2 separate regions of the Homo sapiens genome follow, and region 1 is linked to region 2. Evidence: chromatin loops called from intact Hi-C (ENCODE). Cell type or tissue: PC-9. All regions are shown on one strand. Links, peaks and the distances in the headings refer to the core of each region. The heading gives the core; the rest is flanking DNA. Region 1 overlaps LTBP1 (latent transforming growth factor beta binding protein 1). Region 2 overlaps LTBP1 (latent transforming growth factor beta binding protein 1).

Region 1 (15,798 bases), core at 1-8,000, 360 kb after region 2:
AAAAATGTTTTAAAATGTCCATGATAAGAACATTCTATTAATCCAGCTAGGCTGCTTAACACACGCCTGTGTAACTCCCACCCAGGCCAGGAGCAGTGCCAGCCTCCAGAAGGCCCCTGGTGCCTTTTCCCACCCCCCTCCCTAGGGTAACCACTATCCTGACTCCTAACACCATAGATGAACAACACTCTTTCTTTTCATCCACAGCACATAACCATGCAGCTCTTTATGAAATGGACCAGAATGCACTCACAGCTACAAGACTGTGCACTTAGGGTTTGATGCTTCTCTGTATATGTTACGGGTCAGTAAACGTTTACTTAAGAAAAAAGGAAGGGAGAAGAATTATTAAGGTTGAAAGAAAGCCCAGCTTGCCCCATTAATCAGGAATACCAGGTTAAGTCTATATGCAACTCTGACAATCCCGTGGCTTACAGCTTTCCTCCCTAGACCTCCTCAATAACTCTGTTCTTAGATGTAAGCAAGAGCCTGGGATTATGAAAAGCACTGAAACCTCAGTAACCCCAGGACAAATGGAGAACCAAAATCCCAGGCACTGATGGGTCCTGAGAGTCTAAAAGTCAGAAGCCTCTATGGCATTATAGTTTGGATTCCAGGAATTTTCATGTTGAAATGTCTGGCTTATGTACCTTCTTTTTAATGCTGGCATTGCTTTAAAGCTCTTTTTTTTAATTAACTACACATGTTAAGAAATAAACATGTTGGTGTCACATCAATCTCTTATTTAGCAACATAGGAAATTGAGATGCAGTTCCAAGACCTCCAGCTTGGACGATGTAATGGCCTTTACATTTCTTACAAGTTGCAGAGAAATATTTCCCCCTTCCCAGCCAGTTTTCTGACCTCCAGCAAGGGCTTTTGGAGCCTGCTGCAAAAATGATTGTGTTGGGTAGATAGTAACATAGACGGAGGCTGAGTGAGGTTTCTTATCGCCTTTATGGTTCACCATCTCTGTTACCTTTAGGGAGAGCAGTACTTCTAAAACTGGAATTTGCTTGAGCAGAGAATAGGCAAACATTTGCCCTTTATAAGGGCCAGGTAGTATTTTTTTTTTTTCTTTTTTGAGACAGAGTCTTCCTCTCTTGCATAGGCTGGAGTGCAACGGTGCAATCTTGGCTCACTGCAACCTCCACTTCCTGGGTTCAAGTGATTGTCCTGCCTCAGCCTCCTGAGTAGCCCTGGGATTATAGGCATGCACCACCATGCCCGACTAATTTTTGCATTTTTAGTAGAGATGGAGTTTCACCACGTTGGCCAGGGTGGTCTTGAACTCCTAACCTTGTGATCCACCTGCCTTGGCCTTCCAAAGTGCTGGGATTAAAGGTGTGAGACACCGCACCGAGCCCAGATGGTAAAATTTGTAGGCTTTGCAGGTCATGTGGTTTCTGTTGTAGGTATTCAACTCTACTGTAGTTTCACAAAAGCAGCCCTAGATAGCACAGCAGCAAATGGGCGTGGCTGGGTTTATTTACAAAAATAGGTAGCAGGCCAGATTTGGACCAGAGACTGTAGTGTCCTGACCTGTTTTAGAGTCCTGCAGAAGTATTTTGGGGAGCCTGCCTGATGTGTGGGGAGTTTCAAGTTTTACTTTTTATGTTTTAATTTCTGTAATAATAAAAAAGGTATTAGATATGAAGTAGAAATCATTTTGCTGTGATACATGGGATCTGAAAATATTGTCGTAGATTAAGTCTTTATTTTGTGTGTTTCTTAACTGGCTTTGAGTATGTGGTGTCACTTTTTTTTTTTTTTAAATTGGGGTCTCACTATATTGCCCAGGCTGGTCTTCACCCCATGAGCTGAGGAGATTCTCCTGCCTCAGCCTCCTGAGTAGCTGGGACTCTTGTTCTCCTTTAAAGTTTTAAAATGGGCCTGCCATGGATGTATTACTCAATTTTTTTTTTATGGTACAAATTTTTTTAACTTTTAGGTTCAGGGGTACATATAAAGGTTTGTTACATAGGCAACATGTCATGGGGGTTAGTGGTACAGATTATTACATCACCTAGGTGTGAAGCCCAGTACCCAATAGTTATTACCTTTTCTGCTTCCCTCCTCCCACCCTCCACTAGTGTCTGTTGTTTCCTTCTTCTTCTTTTTTTTTTTTTTTTTTTTTTTTTGTGGTATTTGGTTATATGAGTAAGTTCTTTTTTTAAATTTTTTAAATTATACTTTAAGTTTTAGGGTACATGTGCACAACGTGCAGTTTTGTTACATATGTATACATGTGTCATGTCGGTGTGCTGCACCCATTAACTCATCATTTACATTAGGTATATCTCCTAAAGCTATCCCTCCCCCCTCCCCCAACCCCGCGAAAGGCCCTGGTGTGTGATGTTCCCCATCCTGTGTCCAAGTGTTCTCATTGTTCAATTCCCACCTATGAGTGAGAACATGCGGTGTTTGGTTTTCTGTCCTTGCAATAGTTTGCTGAGAATGATGGTTTTCAGCTTCATCCATGTCCCTACAAAGGACATGAACTCATCATTTTTTATGGCTGCATAGCATTCCATGGTGTATATGTGCCACATTTTCTTAATCCAGTCTATTATTGATGGACATTTGGGTTGGTTCCAAGTCTTTGCTATTGTGAATAGTGCCACAGTAAGCATACATGTGCATGTGTCTTTATAGCAGCATGATTTATAAACCTTTGGGTATATACCCAGTAATGGGATGACTGGGTCAAATGGTATTTCTAGTTCTAGATCCTTGAGGAATCGCCACACTGTCTTCCACAATGGTTGAACTAGTTTACAGTCCCACCAACAGTGTAAAAGTGTTCCTATTTCTCCACATCCTCTCCAGCACCTGTTGTTTCCTGACTTTTTAATGATCGCCATTGTAATTGGTGTGAGATGGTATCTCATTGTGGTTTTGATTTGCATTCCTCTGATGGCCAGTGATGATGAGCATTTTTTCATGTGTCTTTTGGCTGCATAAATGTCTTCTTTTGAGAAGTGTCTGTTCATATCCTTCTCCCACTTTTTGATGGGGTTGTTTGATTTTTTTTCTTGTAAATTTGTCTAAGTTCTTTGTAGATTCTGGATATTAGCCCTTTTGTCAGATGGGTAGATTGTAAAAATTTTCTCCCATTCTGTAGGTTGCCTGTTCACTCTGATGGTAGTTTCTTTTGCTATGCAGAAGCTTTTTAGTCTAATTAGATCCCATTTGTCAATTTTGGTTTTTGTTGCCATTGCTCTTGGTGTTTTAGACATGAAGTCCTTGCCCCTGCCTATGTCCTGAATGGTATTGCCTAGGTTTTATTCTAGGGTTTTTATGGTTTTAGGTCTAACATGTAAGTCTTTAATCCATCTTGAATTAATTTTTGTATAATTTTGTAAGGAAGGGATCCAGTTTCAGCTTTCTACATATGGCTAGCCAGTTTTCCCAGCACCATAGCACCATTTATTAAATAGGAAATCCTTTCCCCATTTCTTGTTTTTGTCAGATTTGTCAAAGATCAGATGGTTGTAGATGTGTGGTATTATTTCTGAGGGCTCTGTTCCGTTCCATTGGTCTGTATCTGTGTTTTGGTACGAGCATCATGCTGTTTTGGTTACTGTAGCCTTGTAGTATAGTTTGAAGTCAGGTAGCATGATGCCTCCAGCTTTGTTCTTTTGGCTTAGGATTGTCTTGGCAATGCAGGCTCTTTTTTGGTTCCATATGAACTTTAAAGTAGTTTTTTCCAATTCCGTGAAGAAAGTCATTGCTGTTTCCTTCTTTGTATTCATAAGTTCTTATCATTTAGCTGCCACTTACAAGTGAGAACATGTGGTATTTGGTATTCTGTTCCTGCGTTAGTTTGCTAAGGATGATAGGCCTCCAGCTCCATCCATGTTCCTGCAAAAGACATTATCTCATTCTTTTTTATGGCTGCCTAGTATTCCATGGTGTATATGTACCATATTTTCTTTTTTATCCCCCAAACTTATGCCAAATCTCATTTAATCTTTACAAGGTAGAAAAGTGTTCATTCATTACAAAATACTTCTACTGAGTGCAGACATTGTGTTCAATGTTGGGTATGCCATTCTACATAGCATCGTTTCTCTATTTTTAAATGAGGAACCTGGTTTCAACAAAATCAAGTGACTTGGCCAGGGTCACAGGCATGAGCAGAAGACCGAGTTCCTCTGATTCAAATCCCATGGTTCATTTCCACAAAATAAACCTATAACTGAGTGGGGCTTTAGAGATCCTAAAATTCAGTGCTTTTACTTCATACGTGAGAAAAATAAGCTTTCTGCCCAAGTTTACAAGGTACACATAGGGAAATGGGAATGGGAACTCAAGTCCCCCAATACCAGTGTATTGTTCTTACCCAAACAGATAATTTAAGATTCACTTATTGTATATTTTTCGGTCATCTCTAAAACCCACTTTCTTCTCTGAAGGGCATGCTCTAAAGTTTCTTCTTCACCTATCTCCCCTCAGGGCACCTAATCTTAGAATGTAAGAGAAACTCTGACCAAATTTGTCTTCATGTTGACCTCAGGCACTTTAGTCATTGTTGAAACTTCTTTTTTGTTGTAGTTAAGAGAAGTAACAAGTAAGTCTTTATTTCCTTGTTTAGAAAAAAAAAAAAAAAGCTGGCTAAGTTGGTTGCTTTTTGGTGATCAAGGAGACCAAACTCCATATCCTTGTCCAATTCCTCCAAGTTAGACCTTATTGCCCTCCATAAGCAATGATATTTTGCTGCCTGCTGCCCCCTGCAGTTCCACTGGAGAATTACTTCAAAGGCCAGATAGAAAGTTCTAGCCATATATTTTTTTTTTTTTTGAAGCTACTTTGTGGTACTATTGGGAAGAGACAGGAGATGAGAGGCCACATGACAGTGTGTTGGGTCACTGTGGATTTATGTTTAGAACTTTCCTCTGCAAAATGAGAGCTAAACACTCTTGATGCCTGGCTAAATTGTTTTTACATCACAAAAACTCTAAAGTCTAGCTCTGACTTGGTTTCAAGAGATCTAAACTATAAAAAGAGCCAAACAAGAGTTTCTTTGTTTCCTTAAAAAAAAACTTTTGGTTCTGTTTTTTTTTGGTGTGTGTGTGTGTTTTGTTTTGTTTTGTTTTTTGGTTTTTTGTCTTTTGTTTTTTTGACAGAGTCCTGCTCTGTTGCTCAGGCTGGACAGTGGCCGTGATCTCAGCACACTGCATCCTCCACCTCTCAGGCTCAAGCGATTCTTCTGCCTCAGCCTCCCAAGTAGCTGGGATTACAGGTGTCCACCACCACGCCCGGCTAATTTTCTGTATTTTTAGTAGAGACAGGGTTTCACCATGTTGGCCACGCTGGTCTTGAACTCCTGGCCTCAGGCGATCTGCCCGCCTCAGCCTCCCAAAGTGCTGGGATTATAGGCATGAGCCCAGACTTTGGGTTTTCTAAACACAAGTATGATGTTCTTTCTCATTCATCAGGATGTTTTGAGGCCCTTTTACTGAATTTTTCCTTTGATCCCCTGGGAGCCCTTTTGTAAGGCTCATTCCGTAGCCAGAGCAAACAAACACATGGCAGAGCCAGCCTGCTTCTCTCTGGTCTTACAAACGCCGGCTGAAAACGTATTGCCTCACACTCTTACGGACCTTCTTAGCAAATGCTTACTAGACTCCGATAGTGAATTCTGTTGGTTCTGTTCTGAGAGTCTGACACTTGCCCTACTGCAAACTCACGAAGTTTGGAACTTTGGATGAACACTTTTAATAATTAAGAGCAAAAACAAAAACCATACTTGCTTTCTCGTTTTATGTGATTTTAACATAGAATATCAGAATTCAAAATGAGGCTACTCTGCACAAAATATACAAGTTTTTTATTTTTATGCTATTTTACACAGCAACATTCAGTATTTCTAATGCTAACTTTAAGATGTCTGAAATATGTATGGACATATATGTGTCTATTTGGAAAATGAACCATCATCTAAATATCATTTACAAAATGATATAGGAAGTTGAGAAGCTCTAACTTAGCTTCTGCCCTTTCCTTTCCAGGTTTTCTAAATAGCTTTGAGGAGTTACAGGCTGAGGAATGCGGCATCCTCAATGGATGTGAAAATGGTCGCTGTGTGAGGGTCCAGGAAGGTTACACCTGCGATTGCTTTGATGGGTATCACTTGGATACGGCCAAGATGACCTGTGTCGGTAAGAATGACGTGTGTTTTATGGGACATTAATTTTTTCCTGACACCCCGTATCTCAGTCAGTAGAGAACATTTAAGATAGATTTGCTGAGTTTCAGTTTGAGAAGATGAGAAAAGTTCTGGAGATGTACATTAAGTACAGTATGAATATACTTAATGCCACTGGACTATATACTTAAAAATGGTTAAAATGGTAAATATGTTCTGTGTATTTTACCACAATTCTTTTTTTTTTTTTTTTTTGAGATGGAGTTTTACTCTTGTCGCCCAGGCTGGAGTGCAGTGGGGTGATCTTGACTCACTGCAACTTCTGCCTCCCAGGTTCAAGCAATGCTCCTGCCTCAGCCTCCTGAGTAGCTGGGACTACAGGCACCCGCCACCACACCCGGCTAATTTTTTTTTTTTTTTTTTTTTGTATTTTTAGTAGAGACGGGATTTCACCGTGTTAGCCAGGATGGTTTCAATCTCCTGACCTCGTGATCCGCCCACCTTGGCCTCCCAAAGTGCTGGGATTACAGGCGTGAGCCACCACGCCTGGCCTCTTCTCCATCTTGAAGCAGTCCTTTTGCCCACTTTGCTTTTGTTAGTTTTAATCCATGGTGTGTCTGTAAAATAGGTAACCTAGCTTCTTAACAGATGTTTCAAGTGAGTGAGAGCCTAAATGGGTCTCATGTAGAAGGAGGTCTGTGAATGTTATGGAAGGCTTTAGACAGGCTGTATGGAGAGGCCTCTGCGTAGGTATCTGGTTCCTCTTGACAAATCTAGCAGTTCCTCCATACCTATGGGAAGGAATTTGGAAGTAATATAGTTCCTCCAACTTCCTTGAGGTTCTACTAGAAAATGTCAAGCTCACAAAATGCTCATGTTTTGCTAGATAACAGTGAAAGAAGTTCTAGAACCTCCCTGATAATCTGCCTCTTTAAGATCTCAAAAAAGTCATCTTCGTCTTGTCTGTGACTGAAGCAATGACGAGAAAGCTTCCTTGGGGTGGTCGGGGGAAGGGCCTCAGGTAAGCCTCAGGTTATGTGTCCTCACAGAATAATATCCAAGATTGTTTACCTGCATGGCTTGACTTATTGCAGATGTAAATGAATGCGATGAGTTGAACAACCGGATGTCTCTCTGCAAGAATGCCAAGTGCATTAACACCGATGGTTCCTACAAGTGTTTGTGTCTGCCAGGCTACGTGCCTTCTGACAAGCCAAACTACTGCACTCCGTTGAATACCGCCTTGAATTTAGAGAAAGACAGTGACCTGGAGTGAAACAGAATCTACATAACCTAAGCCCATATACTCTGCACTGTGTAAAGGAAAAGGGAGAAATGTATTATACTTGAGACATTGCACCTACCCCGGAAGGCTGGAAATACAGAAACAGCATGGAATTGCAAGTCCTCTGAAGACAATGAGAGGATTTAGGATGAGCCCGATAGGTGTGGCAGACCAAATGGACATTTCTCTAAAAAACCAGTATATATAGTCTGTTCATATGTAAAATTCAATGGAAGAGAGGTGGAACAGTGCTGTTATTTTAAACAGAAGGTTGTATTATTATGTTGTTTTGTTTTTTTACTATTGCTTGATTAAATTTGGCATTTAAATAGTGGTGGAAATATTTTATATAATTTTCATTTTTTGGTTGTGCAGTTCCTTGGCTACTGTTTTTCTTTTACTTCAGTTTTTTAAAAATCTCAAATGAAAAAGTCTTCGATACAATATTGTTAAGCTGTATTATAAGTATTGTTACACAGGGTTATGCAATTCCCGGCCTGGAGCATTTTTGAAATTCAAATTGTCTGTCCTGTGGAGCAGGCAGTGATTTTGTTCCAAAACTTTGTATACACATTTGGAGAAAAGTACTTTATATTTTCAGTGTTTTGTCTGATTTTAATGTCCGTTCTTAGCCAAGCTGCTAGCAGGTGTTAATTGGATCCCTTTCCTTCACTGAAATGGAAGAGTTTATAAGCTTACGTTAGTATTGTAATATGTAAAGTAAGCCCAACAAAAATTTTTAAAAATTTGATGATCCCCAATATATCTACCATTGTATGTTAAATAAATCACCATTTTTGTAGAAAAAATTCTACCTGAGAGTAATTGTCAATGAGTACATGTGTATAAGTTGTATCCCACTCTCCCCACTTTTATCTTTTCCAGTGGTCTTCTGTTAATGTAGTGTCTTTTACAAGTTAATCATTAAATTTGTTAGATCTTGTTATGGGCTAAATTGTTTCCCCTAACATTCATATGTGGGAATTTTAACCTCTGATACTTCAGAAAGTGACTAGATTTGGAGATCGGATCTTTAATGAGGTAATTAAGGATAATGAGGTCATTGGAATGGCCCTAATCCAGTATGACTGCTGTCCTTGTGTCACCCATAGAAGGTGTCTGAGTTACCGGTGACGAATCCATATAGGTCTGCAGCAACCTCAGTTCTTGCCTCCTCAGAAGAATTTGACTGAGGGGTATAAGGCAGAAAAAGAGACCAGGCAAGTTTCAGAGCAGAAATGGAAGTTGATTTAAAAAGGCTTTAGAGCAGGAAAGAAAGGAAAGTTCACTTGGAAGAGACCCAAGTGGGCACCTGAAGGCCAAGTGCAGTGTTTAACCTTGACCTAGCTAGGATTTTACAGGCTGGCCCCTTTCCATGCTTCTTCCCTTAGGGTGGGCTGCCGGCACACACAGCACCCTCCTTACACTTGGGAAGTGAGCACACACAGTGTTGAGGAAGCTGTACATATGCCCATCTGAGGCTTTCTTCCCTTTCCTGGTGGTGTGCCCCTGGAAGGTTGTACTCCACCATTTTGTCCTTAATGTGCATGCCCAGGAAGTTGCATCTCTTTGGCACCTGCATTTAATTAACACTTAAGTGCAGCAGGTGTGGGCCATCAGGAAATGCCCACCCCACCCCGCCCCTGGGCCTTGGCTGCCAGTTGATCACTTTTAGAGAGGCAATGTGGTCACTGCTGAACCACCACCTGACATTCCTAGTGGGTGGGGGAAGAACCCTCTCCTGCCCCGCTTATGCTTGTCTAACTACCTGTAACACAAGAAGAGATTAGGACACAGATACACAGGAAAGAAGTGAAGACACAGGGAGACAATGGCCATCTACAAGCCAAGGAGACAGGCCCCAGAACAAATCAACCCTGCGGAAACTTTGAACTCCAACCAACGGCTAGACTCCAGATTTGACAGAAAATAAATTTCTGTTGTTTAAGCCGCCCAGTTTTTGGTACTTTGTTATGGCAGCCCTAGCAAACTAAAATACACATCACAGGAAAAATGAATATAATAGCTTTCACAGTTCCAGTCCCTGCTTATACAACCACAGTAATGCCATTGTTTCATTGTTTCATACTTTAGCTGAAATTCACTTTAACTTGAAAAAGCATCTGAGTTTTTAAAAACAAACTATCGCTAGGCATATCCAGCAGAAATATCTGCCCACATAACATTTTTTTCTGAAAGGTTTTGCATTTTAATAACTACAGTAGGCCTGGCGCAGTGGCTCACGCCTGTTAGCCCAGCACTTTGGGAGGCTGAGGTGGGTGGATCGCCTGAGGTCAGGAGTTCGAGACCAACCTGGCCAATGTGGTGAAACCCCATCTCTACTAAAAAAAAAAAAAAAAAAAAAAAAAAAAAAAAAAGAAGAGAGAGAAAATTAGCCAGGCATGGTGGCAGGAGCCTGTAATCCTAGCTACTCAGGAGGCTGAGGCAGGAGAATCGCTTGAACCGGGGAGGCAGAGGTTGCAGTGAGCTGAGGTCGTGCCATTGCACTCCAGCCTGGGCAACAAGAGCAAAACTCTGTCTCAAAAATAACTAAATAAATAACTACAGTAGGCAGAATAATGACACCCCAAAGATTTCCGTGTCCTAATCCTCAGAACCTGTGGGTATGTTACCTTCCATGGCAAAGGGGAAGGAAGGTTATAGATAAGCTGCTAATCACCTGGCCTTAATAGGAAGGCTATCCTGGATTATGTGGGTGGGCCCAATGTAATCACAAGGGTGATTTCATTGTGATTACACTGGGCCCACCCAGATCATTTGGTGACTTCTTCCAAAAGGAAGAGGACCTTAAAAGTAGAAGGAAGCCAGTCATGGTGGCTCACACCTGTAATCCCAGCACTTTGGAAGGCCAAGGCGGGTGGATCGCTTGAGCCCAAGAGTTTGAGACCAGCCTAAGCAACATGGTGCAACCCCACCTCTACAAAAAATAACATAAATTAGTTGGGCATAGTGGTGCACACCTGTAATCCAAGCTACTCGGGAAGCTGAGGTCAACTTCCAGCCTATAGAACTGAAGATAACAAATGTGTATTGTTTGAAGCTACTGAATTTGCAGTGATAGAAAGCTAATACAGTCTCAAAGCTTCATATCTTACCTGTCTCTTGCAACATCTTGTAGCTGATGTTTGTATAGGGGAAATGTGTGACCAGTTTCCAGCTGTTTCCACTTTCCAGCATGTGCTTTTAATGCATTTTCGTAGTGCCTTCCACGTCTAGACCTTGTTTTTACCTAGTGGTGTGCAAGTCCCAAAAAAGTACAGCAAGTGTCTAAAACTGTACAGAAGACAGCCACGTATGTGTGAGAAAAACAAATAGGGAAGAGAAGATACTATTGCACACAAAGCAACTTTGATACTAAGAGATGCTTTAAGCATCTTACAGTCTAACATGATAGTTTTATTGCATTTCCATTGTCTTTGTAGGAAATTAAGGGATTTGACTGAGGTGTATCATGAATTCTATTAGCTTCTTCACACAGCAAATTTTCATTTTTACAGATTACTTATATTAAGCAGGAGATGCCTGTACATAATGAAAATACATAGCTTGCTTTATTTATTTATTTATCTAATTTTTTATTTTTTTGAGATGGAGTCACGCTCTGTCGCCCAGGCTGGAGTGCAGTGGCATGATCTTGGCTCACTGCAACCTCTGCCTCCCAGGTTCAAGCGATTCTCTCCCCTCAGCCTCTCGAGTAGCTGGAATTACAGGCATGAGGCACCACGCCCAGGTGATTATTGTATTTTTAGTAGAGACAGTGTTTCACCATATTGGCCAGGCTGGTCTTGAATTCCTGACCTCAAATGATGCACCCCTCCTCACCCTCCCAAAGTGCTGGGATTACAGGTGTGAGCCACCACCACGCCCAGTCAAAAATACATAGCTTTAAATGTGACTATTTTTAAGTAAGTTTTGTTGCATAAAGTTTGTTTCACAACCCTAGAAAAACGGTTTTCTTTTTGTGGTATCTAAGATTCTTTTAGCTCCTTTCAGAAGTTACTGCAATTTTAGGCTTAATGTCAGTGGCCTTCACACGAGGTCTAGGATTCTGTGACAGTGGTCCTAATTCATTGGTCATGAAGAGACAGGCACATGGTAAGATGTAGTCTAGTCATTCATTTGACATGTATTTTCCAGCTGCATTTAAGCATCTTATACCCAATTAAGAACCATTTCTCTTCTTCTGCACGCCCATGGAAGTGGTCTCCATACTGTAAAATACTATCAGTAATATTTTATTCATTTGTCATAAAATCAAATGTCATTCCAAAAAAACTAAATCTGGCCATCTAATTTAAACCTATATAGTTTGAAGTTATGTTCTTGAAATTTGCCATGCTAGTTGAAATGAGCAGCAAGTACTAATCTAGCAAAATAAACCCTTAAATATATCAAAGTTCTTTTGTACAACTTCATGTTTCTATTTGAAAAGTTTATAGAGGCCGGGCGCAGTGGCTTACGCCTGTAATCCCAGCACTTTGGGAGGCCAGGGCGGGGGGATCATGAGGTCAGGAGATCGAGACCATCCTGGCCAACACGGTGAAACCCCGTCTCAACTAAAAAAATACAAAAAATTAGCCAGGCGTGGTGGCACATGCCTGTAGTCCCAGCTACTCAGGAGGCTGAGGCAGAAGAATCACTTGAACCTGGGAGGCAGAGGTTGCAGTGAGCTGAGATTGTGCCACTGCACTCCAGCCTGGCAACACAGCAAGACTCACTCTCAAAAAAAAAGTTTATAGATACAAAAGCATATCATAATTTAGCTTTAGTGTTTTCACACAGAGACTTTCTTACTCTAAAATTGTACTTTAATTCTGGTAAATCTTAATGACTCCATGTTGCCAGAAATAGGTATAAGAAATGAGGCTCATGAATATTTCATTTGAGTCACCAGCCTTAGTTAACATATATGTCAGTGTTTCATGTACTACTTTGTGGAGGCAACCTGTAGCCGACCAGACTATGCTACTCTAAATATGCTTTTTTGGCACAATGATTTTTTTTTTTTCTTTTTGAGACGGAGTCTTGCTCCATCACCAGGCTGGAGTGCAGTGGCATGATCTTGGCTCACTGCAACCTCCGCTTCCGGGGTTCAAGCAATTCTTCTGCCTCAGCCTCCTGAGTAGCTGGGACTACAGGCGTCCGCCACCACGCCCGGCTAATTTTTGTATTTTTAGTAGAGAGGGGGTTTCACCATGTTGGCCAGGATGGTCTTGATCTCTTGACCTCGTGATCTACCCGGCTCAGCCTCCCAAAGTGCTGGGATTACAGGCGTGAGCCACTGCGCCTGGTCAGCACAATGATTATTTTGATGTGATTATTTTCAGAAACAGCAGACAGTAGAGGCTCTGAAAACAGCATAGGATACTTTTTTTTAATAAGGGAAATTTATAAAGAAAATTTCCATTTGTGAGGATATCTCTCCTTCTCTGTATCAGAAAGATGATCGCTCTGGGACTTAAACTTGCATAATAAGCCTCACAGTTGTTTACCACACTTTCCCTATTCACCTTCTCATAACTTGCCTCCTCCATAGCTTTCTTCCTTTATTTTAACTGGAGATGGTATTTAAGCCCAAATTCTAAGCCTTCCATGTATATGAGATACACGTGTTAATACACTTCTATTTGTTTTTCACTTTTAAATCTGTCTTTTGTTACAAAGGCCCCAGTGGAGAATTCAGAAGGGCAGAGGAACAAGGATTTTTTCCCCCTCATCTACAAGACCATAACCATAGATTTATGAATTGTTCTAATTACTTGCAGCACTAAAATTCTATGTTGCTAATACTCTCCAAATTTCAAAGAAGAGTGACTTAAATATGTCCTATAGCACCTATTATTTGCTGCTGAAATCTTTGGCAAGAAGAAGAAGAAAATAGAGATGGTTGCCAAAGCCAATATCAAAGTGATGGGTAATTGCAATTATGAGAAAAAGGGAATAGGGAAGGCATCATCTGCAAAGTGCAGCGATAAATCACATTCTGATAAGACAGAAGACAGTTCTCAGGGAAAAAAGCTCCCCGAGTTAGGATAAAACATTTACAATCATTACAGGAATGTGAGGGTCCTCGGGCTTTCACTTGAAGGCTTTCACTGCCTTTAAGATTATGGCTTTACCATGGGCCGGGAGTGGTGGCTCACGCCTGTAATCCCAGCACTTTGGGAGGCTGAGGCCGGTGGATCACCTGACGTCAGGAGTTCAAGAACAGCCTGGCCAACATGGTGAAGCCCCATCTCTACTAAAAGTACAAAAATTAGCCGGGCATGGCGGCAGGCGCCTGTAATCCCAGCTACTCAGGAGCCTGAGGCAGGAGAATCACTTGAACCCAGGAGGCAGAGGTTGCAGTGAGCAGCGATCATGTCATCACATTCCAGCCTGGGGGACAAGAGCAAGACTTTGTCTCAAACAAACAAACAAAAAAGAGTATGGGTTGGCCATTACCAAAAGAAGAGGTGAGAATGTTTGGGGAACTTCAGGCCCAGTAAAATCAGTGTGGCTAGAGCAGAAAGAGAACCCAGCGGGAGTGGTAGGTTATGCTCTCAAAGAAGCCTTAACATGTGATGTTTATGGGCCAGGGTAAAGTTTTCCTTCCTACTAAGATGTCTTTAAAGTTCTCCCTCAACCTTTAGTGATCTCAACTTTTTCAGCCCCATTCCCAGACATTTCTTTGAATGATGAATATTTTTTCTACTATCAGTAAGCAAACTTCTCTCTTCCTCTCCGTAGGAATTGTCCTCCCTGGTTCCTTCCCTTGTGACGTTAATAGTTCTCTGCAGGTTACCTTAAACTATAAAAATCTCAGACCCTTCTAAGGCACATACAGAACAGGATGTCATGTTGCTCCTAAGCCCCACCTGGAATGTCCTGCTCTTGGAAGAAAAAACAGCCCTTTTCCTCTCACCATTTGCAGAGGCCCAAAGAGCAAAAGCAAAAAAGGATAATGAGATGCTCCTAAGGAAATGGCAAGCGGCTGGGCTTTGGGGAACATGCCCAGCTGGGTTCAATTTCAGCATCTTTCCTTTAAAACCAAGAAGTTCCTAGCACGTGGGTTCCTGGGGGCGTTGCATACTCAGCAAGCTGCGCAGCCTCTCAAGGATAGAGAGGGAACAGAGAAGAAAGAGGCTGAAAGGGGAAAATGGTTCGTACAGAACTTTCCCACGTAAGAGAACTGGGTAGGCACTAATTAGCCTCTGCTAAGATTTTAATAGTGAAAAGGAGTTGCTGTTATTTCATTTATTCTATAAGCATTTGTTAAATGCTTATTTTGTACCAGGCGTTGTGCCAGCCCTGGGAATATGGAAATGAATAACTAGTCATCTTTGACCCCATAGCTAGCTCAGAAGACAGATGGGACTAACCACAAGGCAATGAGGTAAGTATAGTAATTAATAGAACCTAGAATTCAGTGTTATGGAAACAAAGCAGAACCAACTGATTCTACCCTGGAGGGCGTGGGGATGTAGAACTGTTCCGTTTTTTTGTTTTTTTGAGACGGAGTCTCGCCCTGTCGCCCAGGCTGGAGTGCAGTGGCGGGATCTGGGCTCACTGCAAGCTCCGCCTCCCGGGTTCACGCAATTCTCCTGCCTCAGCCTCCCGAGTGGCTGGGACTACAGGCACCCGTCACCACGCCAGGCTAGTTTTTTGTATTTTTAGTAGAGACGGGATTTCACCGTGTTAGCCAGGATGGTCTCGATTTCCTGACCTTGTGATCCACCCACCTCAACCTCCCAAGGTGCTGGGATTACAGGTGTGAGCCACCGCGCCCCACCGGGGATGTAGAAGTCTTAAGGAGAAGATGAAGTAATTGGAATTGTATGGGCTTAAAGTTCACTAGGAAAAAAAAAGAGAACCACACAGCCACTTCACCTGCTCCTTCCTTTTTGTCAAAGGATGTATGTCTGGTCTTCCAGAAATAGCACTGGACTTGGCATCTCAGAGCACCTACCTGGGCCCTAATTTCTGTCTCTTCCATGGCCAGCTATACGACCTCGAACAAGTCTCTATCTTGTCACTTTTTTTTTTTCAGTCAGTAATGTGAACTCTGAAATCCTTACTGTGTCAAAAACGTCAAATGCTTTTTTTTTAATCAAATAATCTTTCCCAGCTTGATTTCTTAATCCTAGTTAACTGTGATCACATTAATGATTTGCTACCTTAGAATGGCTTAATGAAACCCTTGGGCCATAGCCATCCTCTGCAGAGCTGGGTGTTCCAAATGGACATTCCACAGATGTATAAAAACAGGTGGTAACTGCTCTAACAACGCAGGGGCATTCTGTGAATCACAGCTTCAACATTTGAAAGACTTGACATGAAAAAAGATAGATTGGATTCTAAA
Region 2 (8,000 bases), core at 1-8,000:
TAAGGAAGGGGGAGATTGGCAGGGGCTGGAGGACTGGACTAAAGGAACATTGACCAGAGTTGGAAGGACTTGGAAAAGTGAAGGAGAGTCTGGCCTTTAAATAAATAACAGGTGGACGATAGGGTGGGAATGATTCTCCTGTTGGGGAATTGATCTCTTTGTGGGGATTGAAGAATAGCAGGAAATGAGATTGAGTGGGCAGGTCCAATTATGGAAAGCCTTGACAGTCAGACAGAGGAGCTCTGTGTAGGGCTCCGAGGAATATGAAGATGGCTCTGATAGTCACTGAAGAAGTGTCAGGCTCACCCTGGAAAGCCAGGTCAGGTGGGGTGCTAAGAGAGTGTGAGGGAAGGCCTGGGAGGCTGGCTGCTGGGCAGATGAGAGAGAGGGAGGCCTAGAGGAGCTGGCCCTGTGGAGTGTCTGTCTTGCACAGGGACTTGAGAGGAGAGGGATCTGATTCCCTTTAAAACAGGAAGGATTCAGACTGCCAGTCAAGAAAATAATTCCTTTGGATTCGGGTTAAGGAATTATGTGTAGTCTAATGTTGATCTCTCTCTCTACCTATGTTAAATGGAATGATATGTAATCTTATCCTCTTTAGGAACAGGAAAGTAGGGGATATCATTGAAGGCTTCCTGTTCCTTATTACACTCTATCCCTAGACTCAAATTCATCAACCCATAATCAAAACCAGATTTGATTTCCTTCTGTGTTGATCAAACTAACACATCATGCTCTGTAGAATAATCAAGGTCTTTTTTCCTGTTTCAAATGTTCAAGAGTTTTCTACCTTTATCTTTGTTGGCTTTATAGCTTTGCCATAACTACTTTTTGTTATCTCTACCCCTATCGATATCAACTTCCGTGTATCTTCTCTGTGTTTTTCTTGCTACACTAGGAGTGATCCACTCACCTATATTCCTCCTCCTTTAGGTGACAGAAGTCCTACATCTTGATTATCCTGTATTGGTGAACTGGAAAGGAACCTTGGGTAATCACACACAGATGTATAATAACCAACAGGTTGTTAGGCTCTAAATGTCTTCCTAGCTGGACTGCATTCTCATTAGTTATTATTTAAAATAATATAAAATAAGTAACAGTATGACACAAAAATTGCATATGTATTTGATACTATTAATAAAGCAGTTTTTGTTTCAGACTTATATTCATTTAATTTAGCTATTAAGGTCTAAAGTTGCTAGGAAAGTTTTTGTGATTTGCTTTGTGAAGTAGTGTAGTAACATGCTGCTTGATAAAAATAATGGTAATTGCCTTTCACAGAATCAGAAATGCTTTTCATACCTAGTGAGGAAATGCTATACTTCTTTTAAAAAACTTACATATCCATATCAGCTTTATGTTCAGATTAATTTAGGATGTTCATAAAAAACAAGGATTTGATCAAGCTCAGCTTTATGTTCAAATAATTTAGGATGTTCATGAAAAACAAGGATTTGATCAAGCTCCATTAGGAAGTCTTTGACAAGAAACCAAAAGAAATGATTGGGACTTTCAATTTCACATGTATTTGTTGAATATTTACTGTGTGCCAGGCAGTGTGCTAGCAGCCAAACTAAATAGTCTTTAGTTTCAATGAATAATTGATAACTGGAATGTTTCTTCCATCATTTCTAGTGTAAGTGGTTTTTTTTTTCATTTTTAGTAGAGAGCTATATTTTCATAGGACAAAACATGTAATACTGTCCCCTCTGTTGATATTAAGTCAGATATTTTATCTGTTCAGTCAAAGCCCAGTTCTGGTGTTAATGGGCCTGGATTTAATTAATTAAAGGATTAACTTACTGTATCATTACCTGTGTGCACCAGGCACCCTTCTGAATTGCAGACAGCATGTAGGAAGATCTAACTAAACTTTAACCTTACAAGTACAAACCACTTCTAGGTGTTCTCAGGTGTGAACAATCAGATGCAAGCGGGAAAGAGATCAGAAACACTGACAATAATAATGCATGAAATAATAGCTCCTGTAGAGTTTTAGAAGAAAGGGTTGAGCTGACTATGGTGGGGGAAAAAAGGGACTTTTTTTTTTTTTTAATGTGTGTGATGTTCTACAGAAACAGCAATCTGAAAGCTAACTGGCTGCAGCTGGATGGACTTTCTTTTGTATGGAGACGCTGCCTCTAGTGTTTAGGAAAAAATGCACACTAGAAAATAGTGCAACATTATGGTGCCATCTGTCTTGAAAATGAATTATTTTTTATTGTCTGCTTTATAGTAGTTCCCAGACAAAACTTGAAAAAACTTCAACTAGCTTTGGTGCTATTTTGCGTATGGACAGTTTCAGCAGGCAGAAGCCTTTAAAGTTGTATTTCAAAGCGCCTCAGGAGTTATCGATGTGATGTGATGAGACTGTTTGCCATATAAGCCTCTCAAGAGGCCACAGCCCTAACCCCCTCCCCGGCTCCCTGGGGGACAGGAGAGCAGATGGAGTCGTGTTTGCATCATTCACCGTCCTAATTGGGTTTGTGACTGGCTGTTAGGGCATCTTTCTCTCAGATGGCATTTTCTTCTTTAATTCAAAGTTTCACTTTCTCCTTAGCAGCGTTCTGGATTGTTTTTGAGGGAATGATGGCATGGATACGCAAATCTACAGAGTTAGAAGAAAGAGACGAGACTTGAAGGATTGTTGTTCTAAAAAAAAAAAAAAGGCTAAAATGCATTTATTTCTCAGACTTCTTTAGAATAAGTGCAAATGAAAAAGAATACTGAAAACATTTTCAGAACCCATGAAAACACTTGTCGGTATTAATATAATTAAGGTATTTAAGTTTAAATGTTTAAAGCTGATCTTTGAGGTGTTTTAGCTGGGCTTCTACTTGAAATTTTGTAGTGTGAATGTATATCAACTATTTATAAACTAGCTGAAGGGAGTTAAGCTATTAATGTTTGGATTTTAAAATCTATAAGGATCAGAAAATGGGTTTTGTATTCCATATCATCTAGAATGATGACAGGCCTGGAAGCATAGGACAGAGCTGGCACATTTTCAAAGGAATTCTTCCCTGGTCTGGATACTATAATGAGCACAACTGCATTTTGGTGGATTTATTATATACAGTACACAACATATATAACCATTTGGAAGTTGGGTTTGCTTTCTGGTTAGAGGTGCACTGGTTATAGCTGATTATGTATAGGGTTTGAAATAGCATCTGGTTAAAAATTTGAGGGGCTGACATTTCCTCTCAGAGACTGGTGAAAATGAATAAATACGCAATATGGAAATATCCATGCCAATCAATTAGTAGAAGGGTTTAAATAAAAAAAAAAGGATGCAATTTGAACATTTACGATTATGCCAGTGGGCAGCAGGTGGCAAGCTTTGCTTTTCAATGTTCTTCAGTTTTATTTTTATACCGCAGAATGCCAAAATTTGAAGAGGGGGGTTTAACTCCACTGGAATATGTCATTTCTTGGCAGTGCAACCTCGAACCACCTTCTTTGCTCATTGTGCATAATTGCCTTTCTTTGGATGCCGTAGCCGACCCTTGGTTCCCCTTGTTGCCGATGGATAGGAATTAATTCATATGAGCAATGTTCTATTCTCTTGTGATTTTAGCAACACGTTGCTAATGGAGAAAATAAATTAGAAACAAATGAGTTTCTTAAAGCAGTCCTTGTATGATTTATAAGAGATTTTCTTGTGTAGTTTTACTTAGTTCTAAATGACACATAAATTGCTTTTAATTTAAAAAATTCTAACTGGCTATATACCTTGATATGGAGATGAGAAGTAAGCAAAACTGCGTAGAGTTCCATGAAAGTGTTTTGAAAAATTAGAGAGGAAAAACACATTTTGAGACCAGAATAGAAGACCATTATCTTTTCATAGGCTAAACTGTGTAGTCAGGATTTGAATTTTAAATCCGGAAAAGAGAGCAAGCTTGAAATGGGAGTGATGGTGAGGTGGACACCAAATTATTTTATAGTCTACTGTATTTCTTCATACTTTCTAGATAAAAAATTCTTTTTGGGTTGTTTTATGCATTGTGAGAAATTCGGAAGAATGGAGAAGAATGCAAAAGCATATCAAATCACTGTAAACATTTAATAGTCTACAAATATTTAACACTTGCTGTGTACTCAATTTTTTGTAGGCCGTTTGTTAGAATTGAGTTCACATGGGGTATAATTCTACGTTCACGACTTGACATTCTCAACCTCAGTTCAGCATTTTTTCTTTTTAGAAAAGAGATCGTTCATAATGATTATAATTTACAACACACATATTTTAAAGGATAGTAATAAAAAAACCCAAACTGTTGTACCCACTACGTAGCTGAAGAAATAAAAACACTGTTGTCATTATCTTAGAGGCTCTTACGTGGTCCTTGTTAATTCCTTTATCCTTTTTTCCCAGAAAATAATTTATATCAGTTATTTCCTGCTTTTCTTTATAGTGTTACCACATTTTTAGGTATATCTGGATACTGTGCTGTTTAGTTTTTGACTTTTAAACAAATGTCATATTGTTTGTATTCTTCTGAGACTTGCTTTTCTTGCTCAAGGTGTTTTTGACATTCTTCTGTAACAGTGGCTCTCAAACTGGAGCATGAATCAGAATCGCCGGTGGAGGGCTTGCTAGATAAAATACGGCTTGTTGGGCCCCACCTCAGAGTTTCCGATTTGGTGGGTCTGGGGAGGGGTGGAGAATTTGGGTGGCTGACAAACTCGCAGGTGGTGCCAATGCTGAATGCTGCTGGAGGGGTCTGCACTTTGAGAACCACTGATTAAAGCTGGGGATTCTTTTACTTTTTACAGTAGCCCATTATGTCAGTATACTACAATTTATCATTTCTACTGATAATGAACACTGGGTTGTTTTTAGTGTTTTGCTGTTACAACAGGGTCATGATGAACGTTTTTTTTTTTCTTTTTTTGAGACGGAGTCTCACTCTGTCACCCAGGCTGGAGTGCAGTGGGGCAATCTCAGCTCACTGCAACCTCCGCCTCCTGGGTTCAAGCTATTCTCCTGCCTTAGCCTCCCAAGTAGCTGGGATTACAGGTGTGTGCCACCATGTCTGGCTAAGTTTTGTATTTTTAGTAGAGACGGGGTTTCACCATGTTGGCCAGTCTGGTCTTGTACTCCTGACCTCAGTTGATCCACCCACCTTGTCTTCCCAAAGTGCTGGGATTACAGGCGTGAGACACTGTGCCCAGCCTCGTGATGAACATTTTTCTACAAGTCTTCTGTTGCATAGTTTAAAAAGCTTTTTTAGCATGCAATAGAAAAATATCAAAATGCTTCCCTCATATTAAGGGTAGGTGTTGTTTCATGAAACTTTTGTTTTTGGAACACACACTGCTATGTAAAATGGCTTTCTTACAGTGAACTCGTCAAAAAATGCTTAAAAGCCTCTTGTCCAGAGTAGTTACATTGATCATGCTTTCTTTATAAAATGGGATCCATTTCTATCTCATTGCTATATTTTTCTAGATTTTCTTCTAAAAGCTTTTTCTTTCACATTTCCTGTAATGTACCTGGAAATGATTTTTGAGTATGTGTGATTTTTTTTCCATATGGCTAACTTATTGTCTTAGCACTATTTATTGACTAATTCTCCCCCTGTCCCTCTCATAAAAAAAATTATAAAAAACTACCATATCATATATGTTTCATTCAAGTTTCTAAATATGTAAGTCTGTTTCTCCATCCTCTATCCTACTGTGTTGGTCTTTTGAGTATCCTTAAGTCAGTGCCATGCTACTGAAAGTGCTGCAATTGTGTAGTAAGTCTTGGAAGGTGTAATAATCATCTGTGTCTCTTGTGCTGGGTTCTGGCTGATTTCTTCTAGTTTATTAATCTGCTATTCTGTTATACCCACTGTCATCTTTTCAAGTGTTATTTATTTTTTAATCTCTGAAAGTTCTATTTGACTCTTTTCAAATTTCCTTAGTGTATGTTGTCTTATTATTTAGTCATATTTTTGACCTCTTTCTACATATTAAATATACATTGTGTATCTTATAGTTGCAGTCTTAATAATCTACAGTTGTTACTGGACTGATTTGGCACTTTTATTTTTCCTCTGATTCTGGCTTGTTTCCTTGTTCATTTTGTGATTTCTGATTGTGAGTATTCATTGGAATTTTATTTCTAGAATTCCTGAAGATATAGTTTTTATTTTATTTATTTTTTTGAGAAAAGGCCTCACTCTGTCGCTCAGGCTAGAGTGCCGTGGCATGACCATGGCTCACTGCAGCCTTGACCTGCTGGGCTTAAGCAATTCTCCCACCTCAGCCACCCAAGTAACTGGAGTTACAGGTGTGTGCCACCATAGCCAGCTAATTTTTAAAATTTTTTGGAGAGATGAGGTGTCATTATGTTGCCTAGGTTGGTCTTCAACTCCCGAACTCAAGCAGTCCCCCTGCCTTGGCCTCCCAAGGTGCTGGGCTTACAGGGCATGAGCCACCGCACCTAGCCAAGATCCTGTTTTAAGGAGGATTCCTACAGAGGAGAGCACTTGTGTCTGCTTTTAACAAGTCTCCTAGTGGGGTACTACCCATTCAGGTTGCTTTTAATTAAATGTTGGGGTTATTATTGTTTTGATCACTCAGATACTTTTTAATTTGAATGCCAAACCAACATAAAGGCGAACTTGTGGGTTAGGAATTCTCACCTGAGATTTATGCTGTTGCTTGTTTTCGTGTTTACCCAAAGCCCAAACTAAGACAGATGCGACTCCTCCTGTTCTCTCAGCAGTGCAGTGTTTGGTTTTTTGGTTTCCCCTGCAGAAAGTTTTAACACGAGGGTTTCTGATCTAATCTTTTACCTTATGCAGCACCAAGCTTTGTCTCTGTGCCCCATGAAGCATGTTAAAACCTGTAATCTAGGCATCCAGAAATGGCAGATGCCCCTCCAGGGAAAATTCCTGTTCTGGAGCCAACTCATTTCCCTGGATTCATGCTCTCTGGTCGTTCCTGGCCTGTGAAGATTTCTCTTACTTTCTTGACATCTCAGCCATATTTTATATTTTGTCCAGCAATCTTAGTTGTTTTATCCTGGCAAATTTTCTCTGGACATCTTATCCTCTGTTTTGCCAGAATTAGAGATCCTAGTTAATTTATTTTAAAGAGTTCGAGTTCTGAGAAGTAGAAAATATTTGGAGGCTAGACCATAAAGTTTCCTGTGCTGCAAGGAACCCATAGCACTGTTGAATGACTATACGCTTGAGTCTTTGGAAAGACTCAGATGTTCTTTTCCTTGTCATTTATGACATGAGAAGTCTTAGGAAAATGTCTTTTTTTTTGCCAGAGCCTCATCTAACCAGTGGCCAGTGAGCCTGGGAGATGTGTAGGATCCTCTGGGGCTGCTTCTCGCATCTCTGCCTCTGGGTGCCTGCCTCTGGGCACCTGCCTGGGACATCTGCGCTCAGGGCTCTGCCTCCAGTTCCCGCCCTTTGTCTTTTTGTCCCCAGCCTAGTTGTGAAATCTCATCTCCTGGTTCTTCATTTTGCTCAGTAGTTTCATTTGGGCAGTCTCTAGCTCTCACAAACATGTACTCGAAGAGTACTGATTAGTGTGTTCAGAGGTTAAATTGGCCTTTGTGTGTTATAATCCCACTCTTCTCTTTGAGGGTTTGATGAGAGAAAATTGAAGTTCTGTTCATTATCATTCTAGGAAGAGTAAATGGATAGTAATTTAGGGGTAGGAAAGGGGCAAATGCATAGTTGTTGCTTTTACTCCAGTAGCATCTGACAGGAGAAAAAAAAAACACCAAAACCCATAATTGTTCTTTCGGAGAGAGAAACCCCACCTGTATATATTTTTTAAGCTGTAAATACTCCTGAATGAATTTTGGTAGCTTTGGTAGCTATAAGGGGAAACAGTATTGTATCCATCTTGAGTGTCCTTCTTACCTCTTATACTACATTTATCATCTTTAATTCTGCTTTAGACTCATCCCTTGCAGTGGCCACCTGTAACTTGGCAGCCTGCAGGGCATTGCCAAATATATCGAGACACCAAGTAAAATA

The links. A loop is a pair of places that touch in the nucleus more often than their neighbours do. Peaks named below come from ENCODE experiments on the same cell type or tissue, not always from the same donor. Only the 100,000 strongest peaks of a DNase experiment are listed, where the experiment ranks them.
Region 1: a loop joins it to region 2, with 24 times the contacts of the local background. A loop is called at or near these places in 6 of 110 quality-filtered maps.

What each region holds. Positions count from the first base shown.
Region 1 is chr2:33,391,119-33,406,916 of GRCh38, forward strand. It overlaps LTBP1 (latent transforming growth factor beta binding protein 1), which reads left to right. Exons shown (of 34, transcript NM_206943.4): 33 at 6,015-6,164; 34 at 7,246-8,391. The coding sequence ends at 7,427. Among named protein-coding and RNA genes, the nearest start is that of MIR4430, 19 kb to the right of the region's middle. In PC-9, for the core only: CTCF peaks have their summits at 4,732 (motif pointing left) and 4,932; no DNase peak of the experiment used is centred there.
Region 2 is chr2:33,031,572-33,039,571 of GRCh38, forward strand. The region is part of intron 3 of LTBP1 (latent transforming growth factor beta binding protein 1); the gene reads left to right. Among named protein-coding and RNA genes, the nearest start is that of LTBP1, 89 kb to the left of the region's middle. In PC-9, for the core only: CTCF peaks have their summits at 2,105, 2,305, 3,348 (motif pointing right) and 3,549; no DNase peak of the experiment used is centred there.